Regions from separate parts of the Mus musculus genome. Here region 2 is linked to region 1. A link is a loop called in an ENCODE intact Hi-C map of the cell type or tissue named here. Cell type or tissue: left cerebral cortex. All regions are shown on one strand. Links, peaks and the distances in the headings refer to the core of each region. The heading gives the core; the rest is flanking DNA. Region 1 holds the start of Kcna1 (potassium voltage-gated channel, shaker-related subfamily, member 1). Region 2 holds the start of Gm33449 (a long non-coding RNA gene).

Region 1 (5,373 bases), core at 238-5,237:
AGGTGGGAAGAAGTACTGTGCAATAGAACTCGCTGTTCATGGAAGAAAAGGCAGGGTTAGGAATCCGGAGGAGAGGAGCGAACAAACACTTATTTTTTTTTTTCCCCCTGAAAGGAATGCTGGGGTCTGAATCTGGAGGAGGAATTTAACTAGCTGTATCCCTGGGATCCTTCTAGAGGCCCCTGCCTTACTAGCCACAATAGAGCCAGGAGGATGTGATCATTGACTTTGATTAAAGAGGTTGGTGGTGTGGGCGGCAGGCGCCGCGAGCCGCGGTGGTGCGAAGGGGCGGTACCAAGGCCGTGCCAAGAACCAATCAGCGATGACTCTGGATTCTTGGGGGCTCCTCAGAGGCTCCGCAGCGGTGGAAGGACTGGAGCTGCTGGCTGCCTCCTCCGGTGCAGCCTGTATCCAGGTGCAGCGGCACTGGGGACGCGGTGCATATCCCTTGCTCAGACTGCCACTGTGACCCTTGCGCGAATATGTCCGGAGCCTAGAAAGTGGTCCTGAGCGGCAGAGGGCCACTGGGTGGGTGGGTGAGTGGGGAGGTTCGGAAGGCAGGACTGAGGGTAGGAAGCGAATTGGGCGACTTGCTTCTCACGTTTGTCCCAATTAGCACCAAGTTGGCAGACAATCCACAAATCCACGACACCTTTGCTTGTCCGCCCCCGCCGCCTCCCTTCCCCCTCCCGTCAAATTCTCTGCATTTCAGAATATTCTGACTGTAAGAAAACTTCAGCTCCCCCTCCTCGGTTCAAGTGAAACAGACACTTGGCACCACCTTCTCCCAGTAACACTGTGTGGATGAATCCCGGAGATCCTCAACTGCAGCGCTTACCAAACTGCACCCTTTGGAGTGTGGCTGGCGTGGGGTTGGGGGGCTAGGGTGGGCTGAGCAGAGAGGCCTCTGGGGGAGAGGCGGGGTGGCGCGGAGGAGCGAGATGCAGGAGCAAGATCGCCTGTGTGACTGCATCTAAAGCAGACTGGTCCAAGGAGTTCTGCCAGGGACACCACCGCCTGCATTGCGTCGGACCTGACCATCTCCAATGTGAAATTCCCGGGGAAGGTCGCTCGCAGCGGAGGGCCGTGCGTGGGAGGGGCTGCCGGCCGCCGGGAAAGAGGAGTTGGTGGTGGGCTTTTCGGGGGGGGGGGCGGAAGAAAAGCTGTGCAGGCAAGGATGGGAACTGAATGACAACCCCCCTCTGCCAAACCACCCCCTCATATTTTCCATCTACCTCCTCGCTCCTGCCCTCCCCCGCCCTCCCCAACCCACGCCCGGGTGGGCCAATCGCTGCTCCGCATTCCAGGCGCTTTCTCAGGTTTCTGCTGATCTTGCAGCGCCCAGAAATGGACCGAGCGAACCTGCGGCCGCACGCTCCCTGCCCCACTCGGAGCTGCTGAAGGCTCGCGGCGCGCCGCGGAGAGAGGTCCGTGCTGTGGTAGCGCAGGTTACCGGAGAGCCATGTAGAGCCAGGCTTTGAGCCGCCCGCCTCCCTCGGGATCGAATCAAGGGCTCCCGTAGTGTTCAGAGGGGGGCGAGAGTGCAGCTTATCGCCATTTGCTTGGGTGATTCCGGAGAAGGTGGCCTTTTTGTCTTTCCACCCCGCATCCTCCGGGACTCCCTTCCCCAGAGAGAGGACAGCGTCTCCAGGTTGCTTGCACCGTGTGAGGATGGGGGTAGGGTACGGACGTTTCCTCCGTAGCTGCTCGATAAAACGATCGGACTCCTGAGAGGAGAAGGACGGGAAACGCGAGGGGCCCCGGAGCCTCTCGCACGCTGCTGCGGTGGTGGCGGCTGCTCGTTCCGGCTGCTGCAAAGGCGACCTGCCGCATTCAGACTCTCCGCCGACTCAGCACAGCCTCTGCGCCAAGCCGGCCCGCCAGGTAGGAAGCTCTCTAGTTCGGGGCTGCAGAATCGGAGGTTGGGGGTGAAGGGTGGGGGAGGCTGAGGGTGCGGGGTTGCTCTCCGGGACCCGCAGCTCCTTCAGTATCTCTAAGCGCTTTTCCGATCTCCAGTTTTACGAAGTTGTAAACAGATCGGCTGTTGGGCGTTGGGAAAAGTGGGATGGAAGATTTCCAAACTTGGATTTCTGGGTGTCTGTTGTGTGTCTGTCTGTGAGTATGTGTTAACCCCAGTAAACGTCCGATGTGTTTTACAAAAGCTAGTAGTCTGTGCTCTTCGGTGTCTATAGGCTCGTCCCATCAGAATGCTTCTGATTTTCTACCCTCGTATCACTTTTTATTTCTCTGCAGCGTCCATCGATCGCCCCGGTGGGAGCTTAGAAGGCGGCAGGCGAAGAGGGGTAGGAGGGGGGGAGAGCCAAGGAGCAGCAAAGTGGGTGACAGGCCTGGGGAGCTGCTGAGTTGGCACTGCACCGTGTCCTAGAAGGGCTGCAGGAGGGGAGGGGAGCCGGGGCGAGCCCCGGAAGCGATGGCAGGTGTGCATTAAGGTGATCAGAGCAGGAAGAAAAACCCATTCACCAACACAAAAACAGAGCACCCCCCCCCAAAAAATACCCCAAGAGTAGCAAAAAAGCTTCACTGGGGGCCCTCAGGCGAGAGGGGTTTCCAAATTGCGTAAAAGGCAGAGTGGAGGAGGGGAGGTGATAACTAGCAAAGTTGCAGACTTCTGAACCTTCTGGCTCTGAAGCCCCTCCCTGTGAGCGTGGGGAAGACTCACTTTCCGGTGGGGGGGGCCGCTTGGGTCCCCCCCACCCCTACTCCCTCGCTCCTTCACAACCCGGGCTCTCTCCTGGCCTCCTACCCCTGCACCCTGCTTTCATCATGACGGTGATGTCGGGGGAGAATGCGGACGAGGCTTCGACCGCTCCAGGTCACCCCCAGGATGGCAGCTACCCGAGGCAGGCGGACCACGACGACCACGAATGCTGCGAGCGCGTAGTAATCAACATCTCCGGGCTGCGCTTCGAAACGCAGCTCAAGACTCTGGCACAGTTCCCCAACACGCTGCTGGGCAACCCGAAGAAACGCATGCGCTACTTTGACCCCCTGAGGAACGAGTACTTCTTTGACCGCAACCGGCCCAGCTTCGATGCCATCCTTTATTACTACCAGTCCGGGGGCCGCCTGCGCAGGCCGGTCAACGTGCCCCTGGACATGTTCTCCGAGGAGATTAAATTTTACGAGTTGGGCGAGGAAGCCATGGAGAAGTTCCGGGAAGATGAGGGCTTCATCAAGGAAGAGGAGCGCCCCCTACCCGAGAAGGAGTACCAGCGCCAGGTGTGGCTGCTCTTTGAGTATCCGGAGAGCTCAGGACCTGCCCGGGTTATTGCCATTGTGTCGGTCATGGTCATCCTCATCTCCATAGTCATCTTTTGCCTGGAGACTCTCCCTGAGCTGAAGGACGACAAGGACTTCACGGGCACCATCCACCGCATCGACAACACCACAGTCATCTATACTTCCAACATCTTCACAGACCCTTTCTTCATTGTGGAAACCTTGTGTATCATCTGGTTCTCTTTTGAGCTGGTGGTGCGCTTCTTCGCCTGCCCCAGCAAGACAGACTTCTTTAAGAACATCATGAACTTCATCGACATTGTGGCCATCATCCCTTATTTCATTACCCTGGGCACGGAGATAGCTGAGCAGGAGGGAAATCAGAAGGGCGAGCAGGCCACTTCCCTGGCCATCCTCAGGGTCATCCGCTTGGTAAGGGTGTTCAGAATCTTCAAACTCTCCCGCCACTCCAAGGGCCTTCAGATCCTGGGCCAGACCCTCAAAGCTAGTATGAGGGAGTTAGGGCTGCTCATCTTTTTCCTCTTCATTGGGGTCATACTGTTTTCTAGCGCAGTGTACTTTGCGGAGGCGGAAGAAGCTGAGTCGCACTTCTCCAGTATCCCCGATGCTTTCTGGTGGGCGGTGGTGTCCATGACCACTGTGGGATACGGTGACATGTACCCTGTGACAATTGGAGGCAAGATCGTGGGCTCCTTGTGTGCCATCGCTGGTGTGCTGACAATTGCCCTGCCCGTACCTGTCATTGTGTCCAATTTCAACTATTTCTACCACCGAGAAACTGAGGGGGAAGAGCAGGCTCAGTTGCTCCATGTTAGTTCTCCTAACTTAGCCTCTGACAGTGACCTCAGCCGCCGCAGCTCCTCTACTATCAGCAAGTCTGAGTACATGGAGATCGAAGAGGATATGAACAATAGCATAGCCCATTACAGACAGGCTAATATCAGAACTGGTAACTGCACCACAGCTGATCAAAACTGCGTTAATAAGAGCAAGCTCCTGACCGATGTTTAAAAAGCAACAGGCAAGCCAACAAAAGCCCCAAACAAACCCCTTGGCGACTCCTGTCCCGCTCTGTAGATACTTTACTAAGCAGTAGTCTTTGAATGCTTTATTTTGCTGGCAATGCATTGTTGCATTGTGAATTTGGGGAGTGGCGAACCTGAAGCTTTCAAGATCCATTAAAAAAAAAAAAAACCAAACACAAAGCAAAAAATAAAAACAAAAACACAAAAATGACCCAACAACCAACTATTTTCATTTTTATTAAAAAGAAAAGAAAGAGGATTTTCTTATAAATGCTCTCCATTAAGTAGTCTGTGTGAAATAAGACGATTTCCTTGTCCTGAAGTATTTCCAATCTTTTGGCTTAAGGTTTTGTTTTCGTTTTTTTATTTATTTATTTTTGTTTTGTTTTGTTTTTTCCCCTAAAAATCAGATGACCACTTAGGAATATAAAAATTCAAATCTGCATGGAACTCCACTCTAAACTTTTGCAAACCGCACAGCACATTTCAGATAGTGTGCTCTGTGGAACAGTTTCTAACAGCTTCAGTGGTCAGTGTGGGGGGGGGCAATGCTTTTATTTTGATCAACTGAATTGCATACAAGGTTAACAAAATCTGGACTAATTGAGAATGGTTCAGAAAGCACCTTGCAAATCTGATACTGGGCCCAATCTGTTGGGATTCTCTATCTGCCCCATTCTCCTAAATCCAGTCTATTCTCTAAGAAAAGGGTAACTTGATTAAATGAGTTGATTCATCTGTAGGGCTGCTAAGTTCTATCAACTGCAGATGATCCAAATGTAGTTTTTTTTAACCAATCCTGACCCCTGACCCCTGACCTTCAGAAGTGGATGTAAAACCTTACCCTCCTTATTGCAAGAGCACAAGAGTTAAATGGTAAGCATGTTTGAATCTGATAACATTTATTTTATAATCGCATGCCGAGAAAGTTAACCCAGACAATAGGGAATAAGCTTACGTTGAAATTGACTCTTCTAAATATAGGCCCTTTTCATTTGCATTCACCAAAAGTGCACTCCTTCATTTATTAACTCTTTTCTTAGCAACTAAAGTACTGTATTTAAGTACATACATTAGATGGGGACAA
Region 2 (5,373 bases), core at 190-5,189, 55 kb after region 1:
CATTTGGGGGTAGATTCTGACGCTTGATCTCTCAGACTTCTCATGGGATGAGGCTACCACTGAAGTTGAGTTTACTCGGTACCAGGAAGCTGCACACATCTTTGGATAAGAAGCAGTTGCCACTGAGTATGTTGGAGTACTTCCCCTCACAAGTATATGAAGAGCCAGAGGTCAAGGTGGGGTAGCTTCCTTTCTTGGTCTCCATTTTACTTTTTGCGACAAGGTTTCTTACTCAACCTCCAGCTTGCTGTTTCATTTGGCCTGTGTGTCCAGAAAATTCTCCATTCACCTGTCTCCGTAGCTCCACTCTTTTGTCACACGTGTACAACACCACAGGGATTTTATGTGGATCCTGGGCATCAGAACCCAGTTCTTCACTCTTACCCAGCATGGGAGTGACTGCCTGAACCACTTCCCAGCTTTTGCTTATACTTGCTTCCTAAAACCTATTCTTAGTAGGCTTCATCCCCCAACAGGACTTAATCTCTTCAGCTTGCAGCATGGCCTAGCGTCATTTCCCCCGGGGATACAGGAGCTATCTTGAACCTCTAAGTTGGGCAAAATTAGTTATGCTCTAAAGCCTCCAAGGACACCTCAATATCACTATCCCCATTCATTTGGAAGTTTTGGTAACCATATCAGGCTTATTTTATTCTCCTGATTTCTCTGGAACATCCAATACACTATGGCAGCTACTCAACAAAAGGAGAAGTCAACCATTTGTTATGTGGCACTGGTGAGCTGAGACACATGTGGATTTAAAGTAGTCATGGATTTGAAATAATGGGCATTAAAAGGTCTATCTTTGTTGGTTATTTCATATAGATTGTGTGCTAAAATATCTATGTGTTAAACATACTGTGTGAACTAAAAATACTATTAAAACTGCTAGACATGGTGACACATGGCTGTTATCCCAGTACTTAGGGGGGCGACACAGGAGAATTGCCCTGAGAGTGGTTTGGGGTTATACACTGAGTTTGAGGCTAGCCTGGACTACATAGTAAGTTCTTATCTTAAAACAGATTAACTTTAGCTGTGTTCATTTTCAGTGGGATTATGAAACACTACAACTGACTTAGTGTCCAATGTGCTCTATTGGGAGTACTGGTCTACCACAACATTGCGAACAAGCTCAGAAACAGTTCCTGAGCTGTCTGTCCTGAGTCATGCTGGTCCTGCCCTGTCTTTTGAATCTCTATTTGGGTGAAAAGCTTGCTCCTCATTTCTACCTCTTGGCTTATCTTTCTCCGGCCCTTTCCTTTCCTGCCCCTGAGCATGGGTTATCCCTAGAACCATCACTTTTACCCAGTCCCCATGTATTAAGTGTGCTGAGGCTGAGGTTAGTGGATGGACACATTTGTAAAGCTGTGGGCTTTTGAATCAGATGAAGAGATTCTTTCAAACTCTCAGAGCCCCTAGCCGGTGTTCTGCTCTGAAAGCCTTTGCAGTTAGGTACCATTTCCCAGCAGGCTTTGGGAAGCAGGCACAGCTTGTTGGGGATGGTTCTCTACTCGCTTACATAAAGGCTCCTGTGAAACCAAGAGCAGCATTTTAATCACATCGAAGGTCATGGATTTAAAACAGAGACCTTGAAATCTAGAAGCACTTGCTTTCATAACGGTCTTGTGTTGCCTCTCTGGGATACGATAGGAAGGGTGGTGCTGTGGGCTGGCAGGCAGACCGAAGTGGGAGTGCCAGGCTGGGGAAGGAGCCTCAGAGCCACAGAGCCACAGAGCTGCCCACTTTTCCTCCTTTTCCTGGAGGAGGCAGCTGCCAACAGTTCTTCAGCTCAAGGCTGGGCCATCCCCTCTCTGTGGCTTAGTGTCTTAGAGCTTCATTCAGAGCAGAGTTGGGAAACTTGAGTTCTCTTACCAATCCCCAGCTTCTTTGGGGGTCCTCTAGAAAACTAGGGGTAACAGATCATGCACCTGCTCAAGTTTTTGCTGGTTGCTGTTCGTTCATTCATTCATTCATTCATTCAATCATTCATTTATCCATCCATCCATCCATCCATTTTTATGGTAGTGCTAGAGATTGAACCAAGATCATTTATCTTATGTGTTAGGTAAGTAAGTGTTCTACTTTTAAGTTACATTCTCAGATTTTCCTCCCTCTCTTTTATTTTGGGCAGTAGCCCAGACTGGCTTGGAATGTACTATGTAGCTCAGGCTATCCTTGAACTCATCCTTCTGCTTCACCTCCTGTGTTCTGAGATTGCAGCTGTACCAGATTTTCATTCACTAATGATGTACTCCAGCCTGATTTTGTGTGGCCCTCTAGTTCTGATGACCTATAGATGGCAAGTGGCAAACCCTGACACTGGCCTATCAAATGATATTCTTTATGTTTTAGGAAATGTAAGCAGGGTGAGGAACATTCCACACAACTGCTGGGTGTGTACAAGGTCACCCAGGAAGTGACATCTAGTATCTAAATTTTGAATTGTGATGGTTAAGAGACACTGTCACTAGTACACATGGAGGGATCCATGGCTCCAGTGGCATGTATAGTGGATGATGGCCTTGTTGAGCATCAATGGGAGGAGAGGCCTTGGTCCTGTGAAGGCCCGGTGCCCCAGTGTAAGGGAATGCCAGGGCAGGGAGGCAAGATTTGGTGGATGAGTGGGAGAATAACTTCATAGAAGCAAGGGGAGCAGGGATGGGGGGGGACCCCGGGGCATAGGGAACTGGGAAAGGGGATAACATTTGAAATGTAAATAAAGAAAATATCCAATAAAACAGAGAGAGAGAGAGAGAGAGAGAGAGAGAGAGAGAGAGAGAGGCTGTCCCTTCCCTTCTGAGTGGTGGCACTGAGAAGCAATGTCCTTCTCTGAGAGATTTAGAATTAAAAAGGAGCAGCAGACACTCATTCCAAGAAGGGAGGACCTGGTTTTTCCCAGGCTGTCCTTGAGGCTGGGGGAAGGGAAAAGGCTGCTGTCCTGTGCTGGCTTGACTCCCTCTCTAATGAATACCATCTGGGCCTTCAAGCATTTTTGTGTGGTGGAAGTGTTCTGTTGCCCATGCTCACCCACCCTGGGCTCAGACACAGTTCTCCATTCCAAAGACCCATTGCTATAGACATGTATCCTCTGGGAGGCAGCGGGAGCATCCACACAACTGGGTGTGGGTGATTCATTATTCCACCTGTCTGGACCCCAGGACACATCAGGAATGTAATCTGTTGCCGCTCCTGATAGCTATTGTGAAGATGGCTTCACTCAGTCCTCGTAAGGTGGTCTCTCCTGATATTAAGCCCCAAACAAATGAGGAGACTGGGCAATAAAGCAAGCTTCCTCCTTACACATTTTTCAGAAGCTGGTGGGCTCCATGTGGACCATCAAGGGGCCATCAAAGTCTCAAATAGGTGCCAGGACTGTGACAGACACCAGAGTGGCCTAGAGATGAGGCAAACACACAATATTTGACTAGGGCTGGGCTTAGAATTATGGAAGACCTTTCACTAGGTAGGTAGAGCAATTGGAGAGCTAAGGTAGTAGTTGGCCTGTCTCTGAACAGAATGTGCCTTCATGGAAGATGTGTGAGCATCTAGAGCCAGCAGGTCCTAAGACATGGTATATTCTGGGAGTCTGGGAAACACATCCCTGCCTGTAACTTGAGTTGGTTACCCTGTGGTAGAACCCAGGAACTGTTTTATAATCTTTGTTCGTGCTTCTACAGTGAGTCGGGGTTAAGAATCAGAGAGCTACCTCCTGGCTCTAACGCTACTAAGTCACAGGAAAAGAAGCAATGCAGCACACAGTCGTCATTGAGTGATGACAGCTCACCTCACTGTGATCAAATAGCTGACAGAAGCAAGGATGCATTTTGACTGACAGGGAAGGCATACTGGAGTTCATGGCCACTGTGGGATCATGCCGTGGGTGGAAGCTTGCCACATCTTATTGAAGCAAGAAACAGAAATAAGACATAGAAAGAGGACCAAGCTCAAACCCTCAAGCCCCACCCATAATGTCAGCTAAGCCTCATGCCCCCAAGATTCTATAACCTCTGCGAGTGGCACTGCCACCTGGGAAACAAAGGTTCCAGCAAGCATGTAAGCCTTACCTAGGAAAGGGGGAAGCATGAGAAAAATGGTTTGTGTGAAATTATTAAAGGATGTGTGGTGGGTGTGTGTGTGTACCTGTGTGTGTGTGCCTGTGTGTGTTTGGGAGGGCAGTCATCCTGGGAGGTATAGGTAGGAAGTGGAAATGTGTTGTCTCTTCCTTGTGTGACAATGTGACCCACCACAGTCCAGTGAGGACAGAAGGCCCATGGTCACTTAGCAGGGTGTGTAGTTGATCCATGCTATAAGGGAAGCCAGTGCTCCTTGTGTCACAAGGAGACACACACACACACACACACACACACACACACACACACACGGACACACACACACACGGACATGGACACGGACATAGGGAAAAGGGAGTCTTTGCTCTTGTGTGCTCCAAGGGCCAGGTGGCCGCAAAGCCAACTTGGAGCCCTCTGCTTGGGAGCTCCATCTCCCTGCCCTGATGTCGGCTGTCCTGCCCTAGAGGAGTGCCTTCTGCATGGCTGGCACAGTGCCTTCCTTGCTGTCAGAATGACTCAGATCCCCTCCTGGCGCTCGCCTGCTCAGGCAGCACAAGCTGTTCCTTTGGCTTGTGGAGATGGAGCCGCATTTCTCTCTCCAGGACGGAGGCCAGGAAGAGGGGTGGATGTGTGTCGACCCTCTTCCCCTCTCCCTCTCCAGGCACAGGGGTGGAACAGGAAGACAGGAAGGCTGCATGACAGGCACTGCATGGCTTCAGTTTACTCCCCATGTAACTGCCTAGCTGGGTCTGGCCTTGCTCAGGGCATGCACAGCAGGACACCAGGCATTCGGCACAAGCAACTAGGCGAGGTGGCACTTGAATGGGAGACTTTCCTGAAAAGTTAGCAATACTGGTGGACAGGGAACATTGACAGCGACTGTCGGGATGTGACATAACCTAAGGTCATTCTGCACAGAGAGGATTTGGGCAACGTGTTCACAAGGCATCCTACAGCCTTTGCATGGCCGTGGGACCATGGTTCCTTAGCAATCTCCAGGGAGCAGCTTCTCCCACCCTCCCTCCTATCCCCTCTCCCTCTTTCCCTTCCTTTATAGAATTTTGAACTTGGAGATGCCAAGTCAAACGCAGAAGGTCACATAGATGTTGAAGGGCAGAGCTGAAAACCCAAACCAAGTCTTGGGTTTACTTCATTTTCTTTTGATGGTGTTAGGGATGCACCCCAGAGCCCGTGCTCTGCTGCTGAGCTGTCTGAGCCTGGTCTTTTGAGTTACAAATTTTTAACAGATCCTGTGCTTGCAAGAGTGTTCGTGCCCTCTCAGCTATTAGCACTCATCTTA

Evidence for each region. Peaks named below come from ENCODE experiments on the same cell type or tissue, not always from the same donor. Only the 100,000 strongest peaks of a DNase experiment are listed, where the experiment ranks them.
Region 2: a loop joins it to region 1, with 3 times the contacts of the local background. A loop is called at or near these places in 4 of 42 quality-filtered maps.

The regions. Positions count from the first base shown.
Region 1 is chr6:126,640,767-126,646,139 of GRCm38, reverse strand. Kcna1 (potassium voltage-gated channel, shaker-related subfamily, member 1) reads left to right here and starts at 339. Exons shown (of 2, transcript NM_010595.3): 1 at 339-1,884; 2 at 2,254-5,373. The coding sequence starts at 2,785. The coding sequence ends at 4,272. In left cerebral cortex, for the core only: a CTCF peak has its summit at 3,207; DNase peaks (open chromatin) are centred at 1,743, 2,060, 3,007, 3,160 and 4 more places; H3K4me3 peaks cover 4,591 bases; H3K27ac peaks cover 3,340 bases.
Region 2 is chr6:126,585,264-126,590,636 of GRCm38, reverse strand. Gm33449 (a long non-coding RNA gene) reads left to right here and starts at 2,732. Exons shown (of 2, transcript XR_378038.3): 1 at 2,732-5,373. In left cerebral cortex, for the core only: no CTCF peak of the experiment used is centred there; DNase peaks (open chromatin) are centred at 1,624, 2,152, 3,740 and 4,615; H3K27ac peaks cover 2,610 bases.